2 separate regions of the Homo sapiens genome follow, and region 2 is linked to region 1. Evidence: chromatin loops called from intact Hi-C (ENCODE). Cell type or tissue: endothelial cell of umbilical vein. All regions are shown on one strand. Links, peaks and the distances in the headings refer to the core of each region. The heading gives the core; the rest is flanking DNA. Region 1 overlaps CHD9 (chromodomain helicase DNA binding protein 9). Region 2 overlaps CHD9 (chromodomain helicase DNA binding protein 9).

Region 1 (5,381 bases), core at 209-5,208:
ACTTAATAATCATAATTAAAAGGGAAAAACCAGACTGGGAAAATTTTATTGCAAATACAATTAACATTGAGTTAATATTCCTATAAAAAGCTTTATAAATTAGCAAACTTTTAAGACCTCAGTTGATAACTAGATAAAACATATAAGCTGAAATTCACAAAAAGGAAATTAAATTAGTAAACAAAACCAGAATAATATGCAGCTTTAATAATAAAAAATAAATTTAGAATGGTTTTATTTTTACCTATTAGAAAAACATGTTAAATGTTAATGCTTAATGCTGACAAATTTATGGTGAAATTGGTACCTACATGGCTTTGTTAATTAATGCAAATATTTTGAAAAGCAATTTGGTACTAGATTAAAGAATATAAAAATTCTCCATTTTAATAACCCAGACATAGCAGAAGTATATACCCAAAGATATTTGTCTTAATATACTTACAAGGGACAGCTGAAAAAAGCATAGCTCATTATTGTAATCACGATAGACCATAGGCACTAAAAAGATTTTGAACACTAACATTGAGAATATGTTAATGATGGAGAAAAGAGCGTAATTCAAAATTAAGATCACAGTGAAGTAAGGTTAAGAGTGTGGCCTTTGATACCAGACTACCTGGTTTAGAATTGTGGGTCCTGTTACTTAGTAGTTGGGTGACTTTGACTTAGATAATTTCCGTGCGTCTCTTTTTCCTCATCTTTAAAATGTGAAATAATAAAGGATTAATAGATTTATAACATGTAAACATGCTTAGACTATGCCTAGCATATAGTTAGAAATTAATACTTTTTTTTGTTTTTTTTTAATTTTTCTTTTGAGACAGGGTCTCACTCTGTCACCCAGTTTGAAGTGCAGTGGCACCATCAGGGCTCACTGCAGCCTCAACCTCCCTGGGCTCAGGTGATCCTCCTGCCTCAGCCTCCTGGGTAGCTGGGACTATAGGCATGTGCCACCATGCCTGGCTTTTTTTGTATTTTTTGTAAAGATGTGATCTTGCCATGTTGCCTGGGCTAATCTTGAGCTCCTGTACTCAACCAGTCCACTCTCCTCGGCCTCCCAAAGTGCTGGGATTATAGACGTGAGACACTCTGCCCAGTCTTAAGTGTTTTTATTAATTATACTTTTTTTCATAGTAGTATGAAAATATGTATATGGGCCAGTTATGTTAGCTTATGCCTGTAATCCCAGCACTTTGGGAGATTGAGGTGAGAGGATTGCTTGAGACCAGGAATTCCAGACCAGCCTGGACCATGTAACGATACTCTGTCTCTACAATAAATACATTTTTAAAAAATTAGCCAGGTATGATGGTGCACTCCTGTAGTCCCAGCTACTCAAGAGGCTGAGGTGAGCAGATAGCTCAAACCCAGGAGTTCCAGGCTGAGGTAAGCCATGATCACACCACTGCCAGTCTAGGCATTAGAATCAGACCCTCTGAGAAAAAAAGAAAATTTGTATATGAAAAAAATACCAGAAGAAAATAGGTTTAAGTAGTGCAGTTTTTCCCTTACTTTCTACAATTTTGTCGTGAACATATTACTTTTATAATAAAAAATTAATGTAATATTTTATGTTTTTAAAAATTCTCTTGTTAAATTAAGGATTCATAAAATGCTTCAATACCTTGGTTACCTGTGAGATTCTGTGGACAATGAAATATACCAAAGTTCTTGAAATTAAATATTTAGGGATCCATTTTTCATTTTAAAGCCTTGAAGTATTTGAAAAAGAAAAAATCTTTGTCTTTCCCATTGGATTGACTATAGTTCTATTTCTTTTTTCCTTTTTTGAGAAGGAGTCTCACTCTGTCTCCCAGGCTAGAGTGCACTGACACAATTTCCACTCACTGCAACCTCTGCCTCCCAGGTTCAAGTGATTCTCCTCCCTCAGCCTCCTGAGTAGCTGGGATTATAGGTGTGTGCCACTATGCCCAGCTAATTTTTGTATTTTCAGTAGAGACGGGGTTTCAGCATGTTGGCCAGGCTGATCTCTGGTCTTGAACTCCTGACCTCAGGTGATCCACCGGCCTTGACCTCCCAAAGTACTGGCATTACAGGCGTGAGCCACCATGCCCGGCCACTTTAGTTCTATTTCAGAACGATATTTCAGCATATTTTTTGAAATGTCTAGGGAGATGTAGAAACATTTAAAAGACACTTATAAACCCTCCATGTCCCCCTCTTTTTATGACATGAGTTGAGTATTGTGATTTTGCTCCCCCTACTGGAGGAAGATCAAGCATCTCAGAAGGACCCTGGGAAAACTCTCCACTGATTGAACTTAGGTGCATCTATCTACTTTGTATGTAGGTTTCTGACTAGTTTGACCAATCATTTTTGTCCAGTGTATACTTGAAATTATGAGAGCTTATTGATTTATTTTTAAACATTTTATTCTCCTAAGACTTTATCATTTTGATTCATGTCTTTTTGTTGCTTTTGTTTTGTTTTTTAATTAATGCATTTCTAAACATGTTTCCCGGGCTTTAAAAAGTAGTAAGGACTCCTTTTTATAGATTTGGAATGAATGGAGGATAATTATAAATAACTAAAGCAGTCTCTAATGCTAGCATGTAGATAGAGAGCACTCCATCTGAGAGAAGTTATTTTCAGACCTACCTTAAATCATCTTATTCTACACTGATAAATACGGTTTTAAGTCACTCACTTTTTTGTTTCAGTTTTTTTTTTCTTGTTTTGTTAACTTGTTCTTTTTTCACATGTCCAAAAACTGATAAAGGGCAGTTTGTTTGGAATTCTTTTTTGACTTACTGAAAGTCTATTCTCGGCCAGGCGCAGTGGCTCACGCCTGTAATCCCAGAACTTTGGGAGGCCGCGGTGGGTGGATCACCTGAGGTCAGGAGTTCAAGACCCGCCTGGCCAACATGGTGAAACCCCGTCTCTACTAAAAATACAAAAATTAGCTGGGCGTGGTGGCCCATGCCTGTAATCCCAGCTACTTGGGAAGCTGAGGCAGGAGAATCGCTTGAACCCGGGAGGCTGAGGTTGTGATGAGCCAAGATCACACCATTGCATTCCAGCCTGGGCAACAGAGCAAGACTCTGTCTCAAAACAAAAAAAGAAAAGAAAGTCTGTTCTCGACCAGGTGCCATGGTTTATGCCTGTAATCCCAACACTTTGAGAGGTTGAGACAAGAGGATGAGTTGAGCCTGAGAGTTTGAGGCTGCAGTGAGCTGTGATTGTGTTGCTCCACTTACCAGCCTGGGTAATAGTGAGACCCTGTCTCAAAAAAAGGAAAAGAAAAAAGAAAAAAACACTCTGTTCTCAAGTTTCCTATTACTTCTTAGTTTAAACAGTGATATTTGGGATTCGTTGATTGTGAGAGTGAAAAAGAGAGATGGATTGGTAGAGAGGATTATTATGATTATTGTATGTTGCATATCAGTTTTATATGTACTGAATTATAGGTCACACATCTTAAATATATGAAATGCAAATGATTTAATATGTGGAATTCATGACAAATTTTGACAGAGCATAGACTTTTTTACCTATATAATTTTTGCATGTTCTGTATAGTTATGGTACTACATAGCTGAAATGTTATATTAATAAGGAGTTCTTATATTATTATGATGCTTCCACAGGTTCTATGGAAAGAAATTTTTTTCTGGGTTCTTTGTTGGGCTTCTTTAACTCTCTTAATTGTAGTAATTTCATTTTAGACTAAATTAACATCACTACATGTGTATAAAAGTTAACAGATTTAAACATAATGAAGTGGCATAATTTTTTAGTTTATGAAAAATAATTTTGAGGTATGTTTTGTTAGAGCCAAAACAAGACATTCTTTAACCTACTGTTTAAAAAACCATGGATGACAATCTATTTAGAATTCTAGAACGCTTTAGTGAGAATGTTGAATATTTAAAGAATATTTCTAAGCCTTGCTTTTTTCTTTCTTTTTTGTTTTTGAGATGGTCTCACTCTGTCACCCTGGTTGGAGTGCAGTGGTAGATCTCAGCTTACTGCAACCTCTGCCTCCTGGGCTTAAGCGATCCTCCCGCCTCAGCTTCCCAAGCAGCTTGGCACCACAGGCATGCACCACCATGCCCCACTAATTTTTGTATTTTTTTGTAGAGATGGGGTTTTGCCATGTTGGCCAGCCTGGTCTCGAACTCCTGAGCTCAAGTGATCCACCTCAGCCTCCCAAAATGCTGGGATTACAGGTGTGAGCCACTGTGCCTGACCCAGCCTTGCTTTTTTAAATTTCCCAACTATAGTGGGGTGATTGTAGATATCACTTCAAATATCTCAGCGTACGCTAAACTATGTGTCAATTGTTAACAACAGTGAATATTGCTGATTTGACTCTAGAATTTTACTGCTTAGAAAAGAGAGAGGAGCCAGGACACAGTGGGAAGAGAGGCCAGAGGGAGATGAAGAATAGTAGGGTTGTTGGGAGGAGGAAGAAAAAAGAAAAAAAGTGAGAAGCTATAGCAAGTGTTTCCAAATGTAAGTATGTACAAGACTAACATAGGGAAAATACTAGCTTATTTATCATCTCTAATTTTTGGAGCAAAGGAATTTTGAGAGAATAATACTCTGAACTTTTTATTGCTCTCATAACAAATATTTTCTGCTGTCTTTATAGCAGAATCTTTAGTTTTTGTCTTATTCGTGAAGTGGAAATAACATGTGGAGCACTGTGTGATCTCTCAATGTTTGTAAATTAAGTTTAGTGTAAAAATTCTGTGTAAGTGAAACATGTTATGAGGGATGGCAGAACTGGCATTCGAAACAGGAAATAGAATTTTAAGATATACTCATACATAATGTTTTATTGCCTTTTGTATTTTGATAGATTTTGTAGTTTATTACCTTGAATTATTATTTCTTTTCCTGAAGATAGAGAAATTTACATTACTTATAAACTTAAAAAAAACTTGTAAAAGAAAGATAGGTTTGAGCAGCACATATAAGCCTTTTTTTTTTTTTTTTGGTGGGGGACAGGGTCTTTGTCACTCAGACTGGAGTGCAGTGGGGCGTGATCATGGCTCATTGCAGCCTCCATCTCCTGGACTCAAGCAGTTCTCCTGCCTGAGCCTCCCCTGTAGTGAGCCACCAAGCCTGGCTAACTTTTTTTATTTTTTGTGGAGACAAGGTCTCACTTTGTTGCCCAGGCTGGACTCAAACTTCTGGCCTCCAGCAATCCTCCCACCTCAGCCTACCAAGGTGCCTGACAAATTTAATAAATGGTTGTTATAAAAAAATGGGTATCAAAAATAATGTGAAGAATAAGTCGTTTGTAATATTATTACCAAAAGATAATCACTGTTGCTGTTGTGTTATGTAAGATTCCAGTGAGATCTCTTGTTTGTCCTTTTGCCATTTCCCATATACATATTTTTAATTTT
Region 2 (5,381 bases), core at 264-5,263, 88 kb before region 1:
ACCGCGCCCAGCCTGCATTTTCTTTAGTTCAATGCATTAAGTGCGTTCACATTGTTGTACAACCATCACCACTATCCATCTCCAGAACTCTTTTTCATCTTCCCAAGCTGAAACTCTGTCCCCATTAAACAACTCCCCTTCCCCCTTAACCCCATCCCTGGCAACCACCATTTTACTTTCTGTCTTTGTGAGTTTGACTACTCTGGGTACCTCATCTAGGTAGAATTACACAGTATTTATCCTTTAGTGACTGGCTTATTTCACTAAGCCTAATGTCTTCAAGGTTCATATTCCATTTTAATAGACTGTGGTATGTATCTGCCACAGTGTGTTTATCCATTCATCTGTTGGTGGACACTTGGGTTACTTCCACTTTTTGGCTATTGTGAATAACACTGCTATGAACATGGGTGTATAGATATCTGTTTATGTTCCTACTTGCAATTCTGTTGAATATATACCTATAATGGAATTGCTGGATCTTATGGTAATTCTGTGTGCCATTTTTCAAGGAATCATCATATCATTTTCAACAGCTGCTGTACCATTTTACATCCCACCAACAATGCACCAAGGTTTCCATTTCTCCACATCCTTGTCAACGTTTGTTATTTTCTGTTTGTTTGTGTGTGGTTTTTTTTGATCATAGGTGTCCTATCCTGGTGTGAAGTGGTATCTCATTGTGGTTTTGATTTTCAGTTTTCTAATGATTAGTGATGTTGAGCATCTTTTCATGCGCTTACTGGCCATTTGTATATCTTCCTTGGAAAAATATCTATTCAAGGTATTTGCTGATTTTTAAAATCAGGCTGGGTTGTTTGTTTCTTTGTTGTTGAGTTGTGGGGTTCTTTATCTATTTTGGGTATCAGTCCCTTACCAGATAACAATTCCAAGTATTTTCTCTGTGGATTGCCTTTTTAGTCTGTTAATTATGTCCTTTGAATGCACAGAAGTTTTTAATTTTAATGTTTAATTTATGTATTTTTTTCTTTTGTGCTTTTGGTGTTGTATTCAAGAAATCATTGCCAAATCAATGTCATAAAGTTTTCCCTCTATATTTTCTTCTAAGAGTGTTATGGTTTTAGCTCTTATATTTTAAGTTTTTGATCCATTTTGAGTTACTTTTTGTATGTCATGTAAGGTTAAGGATACAACTTCATTTTTTTGCACGAGTAGCATGTCTTTCTTTCTTTCTTTCTTTCCTTCCTTCCTTCCTTCCTTCCTTCCTTCCTTCCTTCCTTCCTCTCTCTCTCTCTCTCTCTCTTTCTTTCTGTCTTTCTTTTTTTTGGAGTCTTGCTCTGTCACCCAGGCTGGAGTGTAATGGCGTGATCTTGGCTCACTGCAACCTCTGCCTCCCGGGTTCATGTGATTCTCTTGCCTCAGCTTCCTGAATAGCTGGACTACAGACATGCACCACCATGCCCAGCTAATTTTTGTAGTTTTAGTAGAAACAAGATTTCACCATGTTGGCCAGGCTGGTCTCAAACTCCTGACCTCAAGTGATCCGCCTGTCTTGGCCTCCCAAAGTGCTGGGATAACAGGCATGAGCCACCGCACCTGGCCATATGTCTTTCTTTATGCAAATACTACATTGCTTTGATTACTGTAGCTTTGTAGTAAGTTTTGAAATCAGGATGTGTGAGTCCTCCAGATTTGTTCTTTTTCATGATTATTTTGGCTATTTGGGGTCCCTTGGGATTGCTTATGAATTTTAGGGTGGATTTTTCTATTTCTGCAAAAAGTCATTGAGATTTTGATAGCAATTACATTGACTCTGTAGATCACTTTGGGTAGCACTGACATCTCAATATTATGTCTTCCAAGTCATCATGGGATGTCTTTCCATTTACTTATATCTTCTTTAACTTCTTTCACCAGTGTTTTGTAGTTTTTGGTGTAGAAGACGTTCACCTCCTTGATTAAATTTATTCCTAAGTATTATGTTCTTTTCAATACTCACATTCATTTTTGAGGCTCTTGATATATTTAAAAATGAAGAAATGCAAAACAGGATACTAATATGGTAGTCATTTTGAACTGTTTGGTCCCTTCAGTGTGTCTCAGAGATGGTGTTATATAGACAATGACAGTGTTATATAGAGTCAAAAGCCTAGGTTTAAGTCATTTCAAAAATGTGAGCCCCTACCCATTCACCCCACTGTGATTGTAAGAAAGGGTTTGCGAGTTCCTCTTCCTGGGGTAGGAATGGGAATAGTAAAATATTCCCTCAGGTGAGCCCTCCTGGGGGCCAGCAAAGACTTGTCATCACTATAGGCATAATCAATACATCTTCCCAGAAAGTGATTCTGAGAACATTCAGGTGCCTTTAAAGCCTCAGGCTAGAAGACCCCAGAGCCCCAGCATCATGGAGACTGAAGCAGAAACAGTCACTCAGAGCTGCAGAAGAAAGAGAGCCATCAGCTCGCCCACCCCTCGGTCCTGCTCACCCTGCGGGGATTTTGTTGTCTGTCTTTCTGGCCCACCTCGGTTTCAGTTTGAAGAACTGTGCTGAGGACAAAGGTGAGGGAACACAGTGTGATGGCCAGCCCTACTCAGGCATTTCCCCATACCCCAGAAAGCATTTCAACGGCAGGCCTTTCCTCTTCTGTCACTCAACGGTTTGGGGGCTTTCTTACCCTCAGGACAGCTGGTGAAACTGTGTTCTTTTTCAGGCATTGAGTTTATTGTGCATCTTGTTTTTCTGGCCTCTGGGGATACATGTGCAACACAGACACACATGCATGCACACCCACCTCTGTATCCAAATGTCTGCAGAATTCATAGGCGCCAGTGTCTAGAGACAGACTCTGTCTCCTTTTCTTTCTTCTTTCTACCTCCTACTCTCCCTGCTGAAGTCTGTTGTTGTCTTATCCCCAGCCGGAAGCCCCCCTCTGTCACAGGGCCAACTTCCCGGCCACTTGTTCCCCTCCAGCTGCTGCTCCTGCAGGCCCAGCCAACTCCTATTTCCATAGCAACCAAAACTCATTTTTCCATTTCTGCCTTTCTACTTTGGAAGGAAAGCCATAAGTCTTTTTTTTTTTTTATAATTGGGATCCCTGCAATATTTTTTTCCAATTTAAAAAATACATGTAAAATTTATCACCATAACTTTTTTTTTTTTTTTTTTGAGGCAGGGTCTTGCTCTGTTGCTCAGGCTAGAGTACAGTGGTGTAATCATATAGCTCACTGTAGCCTCTAACTCCTGGGCTCAAGCGACCCCCAACCCCACCTCACCCCACCCCACCATGCCTGGCTAACTTTTTAATTTTTTGTAGAGACAGGGTCTCAATATGTTGCCTGGTCTCGAACTCCTGGGTTCAAGCAATCCTCTTGCCTCAGCTTCCCAAAATGCTGGGATTATAGGTATGAGCCACTATGCCCAGCCTATAACTTTTTATTTTTTTATTTTTTTTATTTTTTTTTGAGACAGAGTCTAGCTCTTTGCCCAGGCTACAGTGCAGTGGCACAATCTTGGCTCACTGCAAACTCCACCTCCCGGGTTCAAGCAATTCTCCTGCCTCAGCCTCCTGAGTAGCTGGGACTACAGGCGCCTGCCACCACGCCCAGCTAATTTTTGTATTTTTAGTAGAGACGTGGTTTCACCATGTTAGCCAGGCTGGTATTGAACTCCTTACCTCAGGTGATCCACCCGCCTCGGTCTCCCAAAGTGCTGAGATTATAGGCTTCAGCCACCACGCCCGGCCATCCCTATAACCATTTTCATATCTATGGTTCTGTGATATTAAATATATTCATAGTGATGTGTAACCATCACCACTATCCATCTCTAGAATTCCTTTCATCTTGTAAAACTAAAACTCTGTACCCGTTAAACACTAACTTTCTATTTTCGCCTCCCCGTAGCCCTGGCAACAGCCAATCTGCTGTGTGTCTCTATGAATTTGACTACTCTGAGTGCCTCATACCAGTGGAATCAGATAGTATTTGTTTTTGGTGACTGGCTAATTTTACTTAGCGTGATGACCTCAAGGTTCATCCGTGTCGTAGCCTATGTCAGCATTTCCTTCCTTTTAAGGCTGAATACTATTCCACTGTATATGTTTATGTACCACAGTCTTATCCATTTGTCTGTTGATGTTCACTTGGATTGCTTCTACCTCTTGACTGTTGTGAATGATGCTGCTATGAATGTGAATGTACAAATATCTCTTTGAGACTCTGTTTTCAATATTTTTGAATATATATCCAGAAGTGGAACTGCTAGATCATATGGTAATATGGTTTGGCTCTGTGTCCCCACCCAAATCTCATCTTGAACTGTATTCCCATAATTCCCACCTGTGGTGGGAGCGGCCCAGTTGGAGATAATTTGAATCATGGGATGGTTTCCTCAGTACTGTTCTCGTGGTAGTGAATAAGTCTCATGAGATCTGATGGGTTTATCAGGGGTTTTTGCTTTTGCATCTTTCTCATTTTCTCTAACTGCTGCCATGTAAGAAGTGCCTTTTGCCTCCCACCATAATTCTGAGGCCTCCTCAGCCATGTGGAACAATTAAACCTCCTTTTCTTCCTAGTCTCATGTATGTCTTTATCAGCAGTGTAAAAACAGACTAATACAGTAAATTGGTACCAGTAGAGTGGGGCGCTGCTGAAAAGATACCCAAAAATGTGGAAGCGACTTTGGAACTGGGTAATAGGCAGAGATTGGAACAGTTTGGAGGGCTCAGAAGAAGACACGAAAATGTGGGAAAGTTTGGAACTTCCTAGAGACTTGTTGAATGGCTTTGACAAAATACTGATAATGATATGGACAATGAAATCGAGGCTGAGGTGGTCTCAGATAGAGTTAAGGAACTTGTTGGGAACTGGAGCAAAGGTGACTCTTCTTTATGTTTTAGCAAAGAGACTGGTGGCATTTTGCCCTTGCCCTAGAGATTTGTGGAACTTTGAAATTGAGAGAGATGATTTAGGGTATCTGGTGGAAGATATTTCTAAGCAGCAAAGCATTCAAGAGTTGACTTGGGTGCTGTTAAAGGCATTCAGTTTTAAAAGGGAAGCAGAGCATAAAAGTTCAGAAAATTTGCAGCCTGACAATGCAATAGAAAAGCAAATCCCATTTTCTGAGGAGACATTCAAGCAGGCTGCAAAAATTTGCATAAGTAATGAGGAGCTGAATGTTAATCCCCAGGACAATGGAGAAAATGTCTCCAGGAAATGGCAGAGACCTTTGCGGCAGCCTCTCCCATCACAGGCCCAGAGGTTGAGGAGGAAAAAATGGTTTTGTGGATAGGCCCCAGGGTCCCCATGCTGTGTGCAGTCTAGGGACTTGGTGCCCTGCATCCCAGCCACTCCAGCCGTGGGTGAAAGGGGTCAATGTAGAGCTTGGGCCATGGCTTCGGAGGGTGCAAGCACCAAGCCTT

Evidence for each region. Peaks named below come from ENCODE experiments on the same cell type or tissue, not always from the same donor. Only the 100,000 strongest peaks of a DNase experiment are listed, where the experiment ranks them.
Region 2: it touches region 1 in a loop (3-fold over the local background); 1 of 110 quality-filtered maps calls a loop at or near these places.

What each region holds. Positions count from the first base shown.
Region 1 is chr16:53,157,835-53,163,215 of GRCh38, forward strand. The region is part of intron 2 of CHD9 (chromodomain helicase DNA binding protein 9); the gene reads left to right. Among named protein-coding and RNA genes, the nearest start is that of CHD9, 110 kb to the left of the region's middle. In endothelial cell of umbilical vein, for the core only: a CTCF peak has its summit at 2,217 (motif pointing left); a DNase peak (open chromatin) is centred at 2,227.
Region 2 is chr16:53,069,291-53,074,671 of GRCh38, forward strand. All of the region lies in intron 1 of CHD9 (chromodomain helicase DNA binding protein 9), which reads left to right. Among named protein-coding and RNA genes, the nearest start is that of CHD9, 17 kb to the left of the region's middle. RefSeq lists an enhancer at 2,812-2,971. In endothelial cell of umbilical vein, for the core only: no CTCF peak of the experiment used is centred there; a DNase peak (open chromatin) is centred at 2,931; H3K27ac peaks cover 439 bases.